2 separate regions of the Mus musculus genome follow, and region 2 is linked to region 1. The links are chromatin loops, found by intact Hi-C in ENCODE. Cell type or tissue: heart. All regions are shown on one strand. Links, peaks and the distances in the headings refer to the core of each region. The heading gives the core; the rest is flanking DNA. Region 1 has its middle 140 kb from the start of Gm31610. Region 2 has its middle 87 kb from the start of Gm31610.

Region 1 (5,385 bases), core at 253-5,252:
AAGGCTCATGCAACAGAAACAGCTTATTCTAGAACATACTTTGTCTGGAGCAGAAAGTACCCAAAGCAAATGCTCCACCATGGCTTGCCTTGGAACCAGTCTAGCCTCAGAGCCAGGTATAACTGACTTGCTGAAAATCTCCAACCCAAAAAGACACAAAGCCACCTCAGACCTGAGATGCCTGAGAAGCTTACACGGCCACGTACCCCTAATGTTCAATCTGTGACCAAATGTTAAAAATCCAAGAACCCCACAGCCTAAAGCCTGTTCTTCCCCACCCCAGTTCGCAAGCCTTTGAATTTCTGAGCTGCATGATTTTTTCTTTGCCTCTAACTATCTAAAGATGTAGTAGGAATGACTGTTTTGTCCATTCTCTGGCAAGAGAGTTTATTAATCCTATTCTTATTCTACAGACAAAGAGTTCTCCTGGTGACTACAGAGGACCCAAAGAACCTCACTTTCTGTATTTGTAAAATGTAGAATACTTGTCTTTCAGAGCCAATATGAAAACTGGGAAAGCTGGGTAAGAAACATCATACATTTAACCTTTCAGCAACATTCCAATGGTTGCCGCCATTTTTATTGTTTGTTCTGTTGAGGTTTTTCACCAACACCTGCCCTTTGCACATGCTTTCTCAGACTCTCGGGTCCATATTTCCTTCCAAAGTTCTTCCTTTGAAGGAATATGTGATATGGAGAGTTATTGAATCTGTGCATCTGGGGTATGCAAATAACATCTCATGAGCTATTCTCACATTGTTCTAGCTCCTGTTACTGTCAATAAAACACCCTGACAAAAGTGACTTAAAAAAGAAAGAGGTTTATTTCAATTCACAGTTCCAGGTTTCAAACTATCATTGTAAGGATGTTATAGCGTGCCACTTGATGCAGCCAGTCACATCCATAGTCAAATGCAGAGCGAAATGAGTGTGCATATGCTCATCTGCTTGTTTGCACAAGCTAGATGTCGCCATCCTTATACAGGTGGCTAGAGTATAGTGTAGCCTGCATTGGGACTGCATCTTCCCAGGTAATTAACTTAATTAAGACCAGCCCTGACAGGCATGTCCCTGGGCTAACCCAATATAAATACCCTTTCATTGAAATGATCTCCAGGTAGCACAAAGTTACATGAAATTGACAATCAAGCTAATCATCATACATGTCTAATTCTTGATTCACTGAAAGGAGAAAATAATGTCTGGTTTTGCAGATATACACTGAGTGACACACTGAAGTAGCTGGACACAGATACATTTGAAGACCTGACTTGGCAGTCACTAAGGAAATATTTTTTTTTGTTTTCATCATGAAAAGTCTGAGGTGACAGGAGCTGGGGTTGAGAGAGGTTTGCTCCCTGCACTGCACAGCAATGCTTCTGTTATACTCTTTTTCTACCTCCTTTTCCTGAGTTTCCAAGTGCTAATCTAAAGGTCAAGCAAAGCTGCAATATCCTCTAAGAGTGACTAGGTGAAAGTGAGCCAAAAGATAGAAGGAACTGTCACTTTCTCCCCATCCTTTGTGGCCCCTGGTCTTGCTGCTTCTGAGAAGCACTGAGAGCATCTAGTCAACCTTTGAGAAATGTCACAACAATTGTATCCCACTTGTAAAACCATGCATTTTACAACTCCTAGTGTCCTTGATCACTTCCTACAAACATCTCTGTATGTCCTTTTACATATGCATGTATGTATGTATTTGATAACATTTTAAATTACTACCAAGAGTAAGATTTAAAAACAGGTTTTTTTCCTCTACCCATTCAGAATGAATGACACTAGCCTCTCTCCCAAGATCATGAGACTTAGACCTTAGCTCCTGTTAATCTGTCAGGCTACAGAAAACAGGTTTCATATGGCTCTAAATTCAGGTTCATTTCATGGCCCATCTGGTTCACCATTTACATGGCTCTCCTTTTAGAAGCTCAGAATTTCTGCTCTCCTGGACTTTGTGACATTTTCATTTCTTGGTGCTCCAGAAAAGATAAAGCCCACAAGCTGGATCTCTCCTCACTCCCTTACGCCACCCTGGCACAGCACTCAACAGCATCCACTTTGCTGCCCTACTTTAATCACAGAATGACAGTATTTCAACATAACAGAAGGGTTATATGCATGTTTTTACTGCATTTTTATGGGTAGCCATATATTTTCCTCCTTTCCTCCTCTGATACTGTAACAATCTTTCCTAAATTAAATATATAACAAATTGCTCACAGGACTTTATTCCCAGGCTCTGTTAAGTCATCATTAAATAACTTCATGCTGCCTGACAGTTATTTTTCCTCGGTGTGTGACCTTAGAGACTGGTACGGACAGAAGTTTACAATGGAAAGAAGAGAGTGGGGGTTGAGGTCACACTGGGCCAGGCAAAGTTGGCCCTCACAGAAAGGAACAGTAAAAAGCAAATATTCACATATCAGCAAGCCTGTTCACCCACAGACCTGTCCCCACTCGAGCTCCAGCTCCAGGTACAGTAAGGTTCTATGATAATATCTGATAGACTGTAAAAGTAAGTTAGGGGAGGAGAAGGATATGGGAGAAAAGCTGGATGAAAAAAAAATGAAAGAAGGAGGTAGAGCTTAGGATGACTTGATGGAGAAAGAACTGAGAGAAAGCTGCACCAGAGAGACAGATAGAGAGGGAGATAGAGGAAGAATGAGGAAGAGGGAGAAGGGGGAATTTGGTAAGGAGGGGAAAAGAGAAAGCTCCCTCGGTGAGTCTTGAATTCACATTGATTTATTCATTTATTCATCTATTCATTTATTGATCCAAGGCAAAGTCTGCATAATGATGCTGAGGAGGACAGTTTTCTGAGACCTGAGACCTGAGGCTGTTCTATTCCTTATACACAGGTTGCCATAACTAAGGATGAAGCAGATACAAAGAGCATCACATAAAACTGGAAAGAGCTTTAGGGGTGAACAATTCAGGGCTAAGCCACAGTGCAAAAGGTGCCAGTCATTTGGAGTTACTGAAGTACATTCCATAAAGAGAATGAACAAACCACAGCCAGAATATCCTGAAGGAAATATGAGCAAAAAAAAAAATATATATATATATATTCTTCATTTTTCCAATAGCTGTAACTATCTTAATCTATTGATCTTTGCATTTTTCTAAAAGATGTTAAGCAAAGTGGGACTACTGTGTCTGCTCTAAGGTCCAGCAATTTGCTTTCATAGAGTCTTTCCAGTGTTGAGCATGAAATCCCAAGGACTATAAATGCTGTATGCCTGTAACCCCTAATGTGCCATTTTAAAAATAAAATCCACATGCATCTGAGGAAATTGCTCACCTAGTAAAATGTGAGAACCTGGGATTAGGTTCCCAGAACCCATATGAAAAGTTAGTCACAGTGATACACGTTTATAATCCAAGCAACGACAAGATAGACTGACAGATATCTGGAGGATTGCTGGCTGCTTCCTTTAACCTATGTGAGAAGTTCTGTCTCAAACAAAGGGAAAGCTACCTGAGGGATGATACACAAAATTGTTTTTTGACGTGTACCACATAGACACACACACACTCTTAAACACACACATACATGCATACACATGAGTACATGCAAGCACACACAAACTACCTAGACTCTTGAGTTACATTTCACTCCATGAGAAATGGAGTGTTGTTTTGGCACTTTCCATTTTTCTGGTATCAATCCAGACATGTAGATGCTTATGAAATTAATTATAGAAAAGAAGAATATTTTGATCAATCTTTAGTGAATAACTTAGTCCAGCAAATATTTCTTGGCAGTCATGCATATCACTGCCCACAGGGTTATTTCCTGTATTAGACTTCCCAGCAGGATCTATATTATATGTTGTAAGTGACTTGGGTCTGCTCATAATGGAATGGATGAATTACCTGTAACACTTTGACACCACATTCATTCATTCAAATCCAAAACTATTTGAAATGTCAACAAAGCACATTGAATGGGAGAATACCAGACTATGTGGGCCAGCTAGAGCAGCCAATCTTCATTTTTACAGAAAACAACAACACAACAAGTCATGAGGGTTCTACTAAATTTTCACAACATCTCACTTCCTCTTGGAAAGTTTATATCACATATTGGACAAAAATTAGACTTTAGCTATTATGAATATTGTAGACAAAGATTCCAGTCCCTCTAAGTATTTGTTGCCACACTTCTCAAGGATAAGGGTCCCTTTGCACTTACCTGAATGTAGCTCATTAGCATACTTACCATGAATACTATCATACACCCTGCACCTAGAATAAACTTCTGGTTCATAATTTTTCAATCTGATTACATGAAATTCCTTGTTGCATTCAGTAAATATATGGTAACTTTTCTTCAGTATGCAGTATTACCTACACACATTAAACACAACACTTTTTACATTAGTCTGATTGATGGTAATAACTTTTTAAAAATATTATCAGTAGACTAATAAAATTCTCTATGAGAAAACTGAATTTGGGGCTAAATTTCTCTGGTTAACTTTTAAGACTGCTTCATTCCCTCAGAGACCATTCCAACTTGGATCTATCTCAGGGGGAAACTCCAGGGCCTGACACTGTTGCTAGTGCTATGGTGTGCTTACAGACAGGAGCAGAGAATGGCTGTCCTTAAGCAGCTGACTGAGACAGATGCAGATACTTACACCCAATGGACTGAAGTTGGAGATCATCCCTGTGGTTGAATTGGGAAAAGCTGGAAGAAGCTGAAGAGGAGAATGATCCCATAGGAAGACCAGGAGTCTCAACTAACTCGGACCCCCGAGCCACCAAACAGGCAGCATGTATTAGCTGGAAGAAGGCCCCTGGCACTTATACAGCAGAGGACTGCCTGGTCTGGACTCAATGAAAGAAGACATACCTAACCCTTGAGAGACTTGAAGCCCCAGAGAGTGGTGAGGCCTGGTAGGAGGAGGTTGTTGGAGGGTGGGAGGTGAGGGTTAAGGGGTGCTGGAGAGTAGGGTGGAGTGAGGTGGGGTAGGGGGTAGAGATATTGTCTTGGAGACAAGGGAGTGTAGGAATGGGATGTGGAAGTGTAGAAGGGCAGACAGGGAGCAGGTAATGACTGGAATGTAAAAAAATAAAAAATAAAAAATAAAAAGGACTGTTCCATGAACTGTTAAGAGATTACTGACATTTCTGCATTTGTCTTTTCAAAAAATGTTTTGTGTGTACTGATGCAAGGGGGTGTTAGCTGCACATGTGTGTATATGCACTTGTATTTGTATGTGTATGTGCATGTGAAGGTCAAGGACAGTCTCAGATGTCACCCTACCACTCTGGAAAGACAACTGGCACTCCTGCCTAAGTGCCCCCTGGAAAGCAATATCTCACATTGGGAACAAAGGTGGAATCAGTAGTTTTAGACCAACACGTGATGGGCAGGATAGAG
Region 2 (5,385 bases), core at 244-5,243, 50 kb after region 1:
GAGCTGGCTGTTTCCTTACTGCTCTGGGTTTGTATCTTAGTCTCCTTTAGCTCCATGAAGCAGATAAGAACAATGCCCCTTTGCACCAAGAAGCTAGGATAGTGTGGGCATAATTTCTGAATGAAGAGATCATATGTACATACTAACATTTAAGTAGACAGCTACACTGCAGGAGTCAACAATTTTCAGGTGGAAGAAAATTTAAGTTATTTTCTTCTAAATTGCAATTGCAAATTAAATAATTTGAGTACAATTTAATCTGATTATAAAACTGATCTAGAGGGGGGTGGGGGGAAACCCGAAGCTGGATAGAAAACCAGAAGAAAGGGAAAGAGGTAGCAGAGAAGGGACAAAGCAGAAAACAGGAGTCCAGTTGATTTTCAAAAGGATGGAATTCTAGCTTCCATTTCTTAAGCTCCTTGTAGGTTTTATTTGTGTATTTGTCTGTGTTTTGCTATCATTGATGTTAGGGAAATATGAGAGAAAATCCAAGTAGATGTGTCCTTTTACCACTGCATCATCAACACAGTCAATACTGGAGAAGGGTGTGTTTGGGGGGTTTTCTTTTTCTTGAGCCACTCTCAGAAGCAGTATCTGTGAACAGATTGGATACAGAAGGTGTCTGTACATTCTTCTGCTGAGCCAGTCATGCCTGACCAGGAAAAGCTCAGCTTGATACCTGAAAGGTCTGCCTGCCGGGTACATTTAAAGTTAGGAGATATAAGGATCAATAGATCACTTACTTCAGCCCCAGACCTTCAGTCTTGTCATTGTACTTGCCCCTTAACAAACCTGAGGAGACAGTTACTGTATTGCTGTCTACAAAATCCTTTGGCCAAATAGGAACAAAGGTACAATTTGAGTCCAGTAGAGCTTTACCCCAGAACTGCTGCTTGTTTTCTCATAGGTTTGTGTGAGTGTGTTTGTGAGTATGGGTGGGGAGGATACATATTTGAAGGAGTGTGGGAGGGGAACGTGTATATATTTGCATATATGTTAAGGACAGGGTTCACCCTCAGAAGTGAACACTTATTCCTTGGGAGATGTTCATCTTATTTGGACAGAAACTAGAAACTCTCACTGTAACGTGGGCCTTACCAATTTGGCGGGCATGGCTTGTCAAGAAGAAGCAGAGACTCCCTTGTCTCTGCTACTCAGCACTGGGATTGCATGCACACATAGCATGCTGGCTTTTTATTCGGGAACTGACTGTATAAATTCGAACTGTCATGCTTGCCAGACAAATTCCTTATTGACTCAGCTCTCCCTTCAGCTGTGTAAACTACTTCCTTCACGTAGCTACTTGTTGCCACCTTGGACCTGGAGGGTTTCCAGTGAGCTCTGGCTTCTGAGGTCAGTTAATCTTAGGCCTAGTCCACTGATAGCACATGCAAAATAATCTTATGAAATACTAAGACAAGATTTTCCTATACAAGATACTCATAGGAATGGAATTACAACATTCCAGAAAGTCAACCAAGGAGCCTTAGACATCATACAATAGGAAAGAAAATACCTTCACAAAGATTCTCTTTCATGAACCTTTAGTCAGGGACCTCTGAAACTTCCTCTTAACAAGACTTCAATATCAGCTTATTACAAGGCAGATTATGAAGACCATTGATACATCTCTACCACCAACCCATTGTATGTTTAAATTCTCCTCTGCAGTGCTTACTGCCAAAAGCTTGCACCATCTGTGACAGCCTAGGGTCACTTCTGCTATCCCTCTCTTGAATCAGTTACATCAGAATACATGCTAACTAGAACTCTTCTTGTATCACCTTGTAACATATTTTCCACAAAATACCAGTGTTAGTCTTTCTAGAGAATGCCCTCTTTCTTTTTTTTTAACTTTTTTTTTTTTTTAGGTATTTTCCTCGTTTACATTTTCAATGCTATCCCAAAAGTCCCCCATACCCACCCCCCCCCCCAATCCCCTACCCACAACCACTCTGGAAATCAGTCTGGCGGTTCCTCAGAAAATTGGACATAGTACTACCAGAGGATCCCGCAATACCTCTCCTGGGCATATATCCAGAAGATGTCCCAACCGGTAAGAAGGACACATGCTCCATTATGTTCATAGAATGCCCTCTTTCTGAAGGATGGGGATTCACTGTTTGATATGCAGTCCGTATGGGGAACAGTGGCCCTGTTGACTGCCCTAAGTGAAGGCAGGGGCTTGACTTGTATACGAGCATGTTGCCAAACACAGAGGCTTCAGCTGTGGACACCACAGGGCCCTGAAAAGTGTTTCCTTTTGTTTGGTTTTTTGTTTTGTTTTGTTTTGTTTTGTTTTGTTTTGTTTTGTTTTGTTTTTGGTGGTGGTAGTGGTGGTGGTGGTGGTGGTGGTTTTTTCCAGACAGGGTTTCTCTGTATAGCCTTAGCTGTCCTGGAGCTCACTCTGTAGACCTGGCTGGCCTCAAAGTCAAAAATCTGCCTGCCTCTGCCTGCCAAGTGCTGGGATTAAAGGCGTGCGCCACCACTGCCTGGCTAAAGCATTTCCTTTTAATGTCAGTCTGTAGATATAATCAACTACCTTTTTTTTTTAGGTATTTATTTCATTTACATTTCCAATGCTATCCCAAAAGTCCCCCACACGCTCCCTCACCCACTTCCCCAACCACCCACTCCCACTTCTTGGCCCTGGTGTTCCCCTGTACTGGGGCATATAAAGTTTGCATGTCCAATGGGCCTCTCTTTCCAGTGATGGCCGACTAGACCATCTTCTGATACATATGCAGCTAGAGTCAAGAGCTCTGGGGTACTGGTTAGTTCATATTGTTGTTCCACCTATAGGGTTGCAGATCCCTTTAGCTCCTTGGGTAATTTCTCTAGCTCCTCCATTGGGGGCCCTGTGATCCATCCAATAGCTGACTGTGAGCATCCACTTCTGTGTTTGCTAGGCCCCAGCATAGTCTCACAAGAGACAGCTCTATCTGGCTCCTTTCAGCAAAATCTTGCTAGTGTATGCAATGGTGTCAGTGTTTGGAAGCTGATTATGGGATGGATCCCCGGATATGGCAGTCTCTAGATGATTCATCCTTTTGTCTCAGCTCCAAACTTTGTCTCTGTAACTCCTTCCATGGGTGCTAACTACCTTTAACAGCAGTCTGTGCTTCCCCTTGAAGAGATGATAATTCTCTCCTGCTGGCCTTCCTAAAAGCAGAATGACTTAGAGCTAGCTCACCTACATAATTTTCCAAAATCCCTTGTAGACCCTCAAAATTCACATCCATTTACCTCACAACCTTGTAAGCTATCCCCTCCCCCAACCTGCCCCCAGCCCATACCAGATGGTTGTCAGTGAGCTTGGTTTATTCATCTGCAGTCACTCAAGTCTGGCAAAGCCTGAGGTCTTCTCTATATTTCTGCCCTTGCTTCAAACCAAATATGGCGTTCTGTTTCCCCAACTAAGGCAATGTGCTCCTAAACTTGATCCTCTGCCAAAGCTCTAGGTGTCAATGTAGCCCTCAGCTTAGGACTCTAGTACTTGAAAGAATCCAGACCCCTCTGCTCCCCTGTATTTGCTGTGGTTACAGCCCTGGTGATACTATGGAAATGATTACAAATCTTTCCATGTCTTTCCTACTTTGATGACATAATATCTATTACATGCGGGTGCTGAGCCCAGGGCACACTCATCCCTACTCACACAATATCCCTAAAGTGTGCCTGTTGCAAAGTAGAGACAAGTATGAGAGAGTCCACTAGAAATCCTTGTGGTAATAAGGATATGTGCTTGTCTAGGCAGAGAAAGAGAAGTGGTTGTTTTGACATGCAAATATGTGGACTTTCTAATTTCTTGCAAGAGAAAATTGAGGCATTTAGATAATGGATTCAGCATATATTTACTAAATTTCATTGTGATGGTTTGCCTTCATTGTTTGTGGGATAGGCCTTAGAAACACACAGGAGAAACTTTTCTCAGAGTGTCTGTGAAAGTATTTCCAGAGTTTAAGTGAGGTGAAAACACCCACTCTGAACGTGAATGGCACAATCCCACAGGCTAGGGCTCTGGGCTGAAGGAAAGAAAGCTAGTGGTGTGACAGCAGTTGCCTCTGCCTGCTTTCTGGATGTAGATGCAATGTGACCACTCCCTCCCCCCTCTCCAAGCCACACTCTCTACACCCACCACGATGATATACTGAACCAGAGTAAATGTGAACTCTGAACCAACATACACGCTCACTTTCTCAAGTTGCTGTTGTTAGGCATTTTGTTCCAGCTACAAAAAAAGTTATTAACACATTCTTCTATCAAAATCCATTGTAGCAGGTACTATAAATGCTGAAATGTCCAGTGTGGGAATTAGGAAAACTGTATAGAGACAAGAAACATACTCACCTCTCTAAGGAAGTGCTATGTGTTGAGCATGCATTGCCAACACAGAATTGGGTGTTCAAACTGAAGTTCTTAAAAAAAAAAAAAAAAAAAAAAAAAAAAGACTTCATGATGAAGACATCTGCATTTTTCTGTTTCAACTTGCTTTTTCTTTCCTTTTCATTTCTTTTCCTTTACTCCAAAGAGAAGACAGGTCTTTGTCACTAAGAGAAGGCTGCTTTCATCAGTTTGTTCCTAGAGGTAGGTAGTGGTGCAGGAGCGAGGCTCGGAATGAGCTTTCCTTGGCAGCTGGGTAATCAAGATTGCCTTGTTAATACTCCAGAGTTCTCTGCACACACCTGAATTGTTTGCTATTTTGCATATATTTACATGCCAAATTAAGGAAGTTTTAACCCCTGTGTGTGGAGAAGGAACAAGTAATTAATACACTCCGTATAATTATATTCCAGCTAAAATTAAGAGGCTTTTATGAATATCATATGCAGAGTAGTTTAGTAAATCCTTTAACTTAATCAAGTCCCAGGTGAAAGGCGGTGCTGGTAAACACTGGGCAAGCCACTCTGTGGTGAGAAAAACTCTGATCTACAAGCTTGGCCAGATTCCTAAGGGAAAATTCTCCCACTAAGTGGGAGGGATAGGACCAAGCTGGAAAGTGATGAGCACATCAGACTCTCAGGAGCCAGTGTGCACAAATTCCAGAGCCACTGGCTTGCTTCATAGATTAAAATGTACCATACCTCACACCTTTCTAAACTTAAGAGCTTGTACTAAGAGAGAAACCTGATTATAGGCAAAGCTGCCATTAACACCTATAAAAAGTAAGGTCATGGTCTATGTAGCTAGTGGCTCCTGGCAGTGTTCTCTCTCAAGGCATGACTAAGATTGCCACTGAATTTGTTGATGTCAAAAGTACTAAAGGGCTCCACTCCTCCAAGGGTGTATGGGCTGGGTGAGGGATAGAGACAGATGCCCTGTGGGTAAGGAAAGCCAATACCTCACAATACTGGAATTATCTACAGTGTATCTGCCTGACCCAGA

The links. Peaks named below come from ENCODE experiments on the same cell type or tissue, not always from the same donor. Only the 100,000 strongest peaks of a DNase experiment are listed, where the experiment ranks them.
Region 2: it touches region 1 in a loop (2.2-fold over the local background); 4 of 42 quality-filtered maps call a loop at or near these places.

What each region holds. Positions count from the first base shown.
Region 1 is chr3:21,349,945-21,355,329 of GRCm38, forward strand. No RefSeq gene overlaps it. Among named protein-coding and RNA genes, the nearest start is that of Gm31610, 140 kb to the right of the region's middle. In heart, for the core only: no CTCF peak of the experiment used is centred there; no DNase peak of the experiment used is centred there.
Region 2 is chr3:21,400,255-21,405,639 of GRCm38, forward strand. No RefSeq gene overlaps it. Among named protein-coding and RNA genes, the nearest start is that of Gm31610, 87 kb to the right of the region's middle. In heart, for the core only: no CTCF peak of the experiment used is centred there; no DNase peak of the experiment used is centred there; H3K27ac peaks cover 321 bases.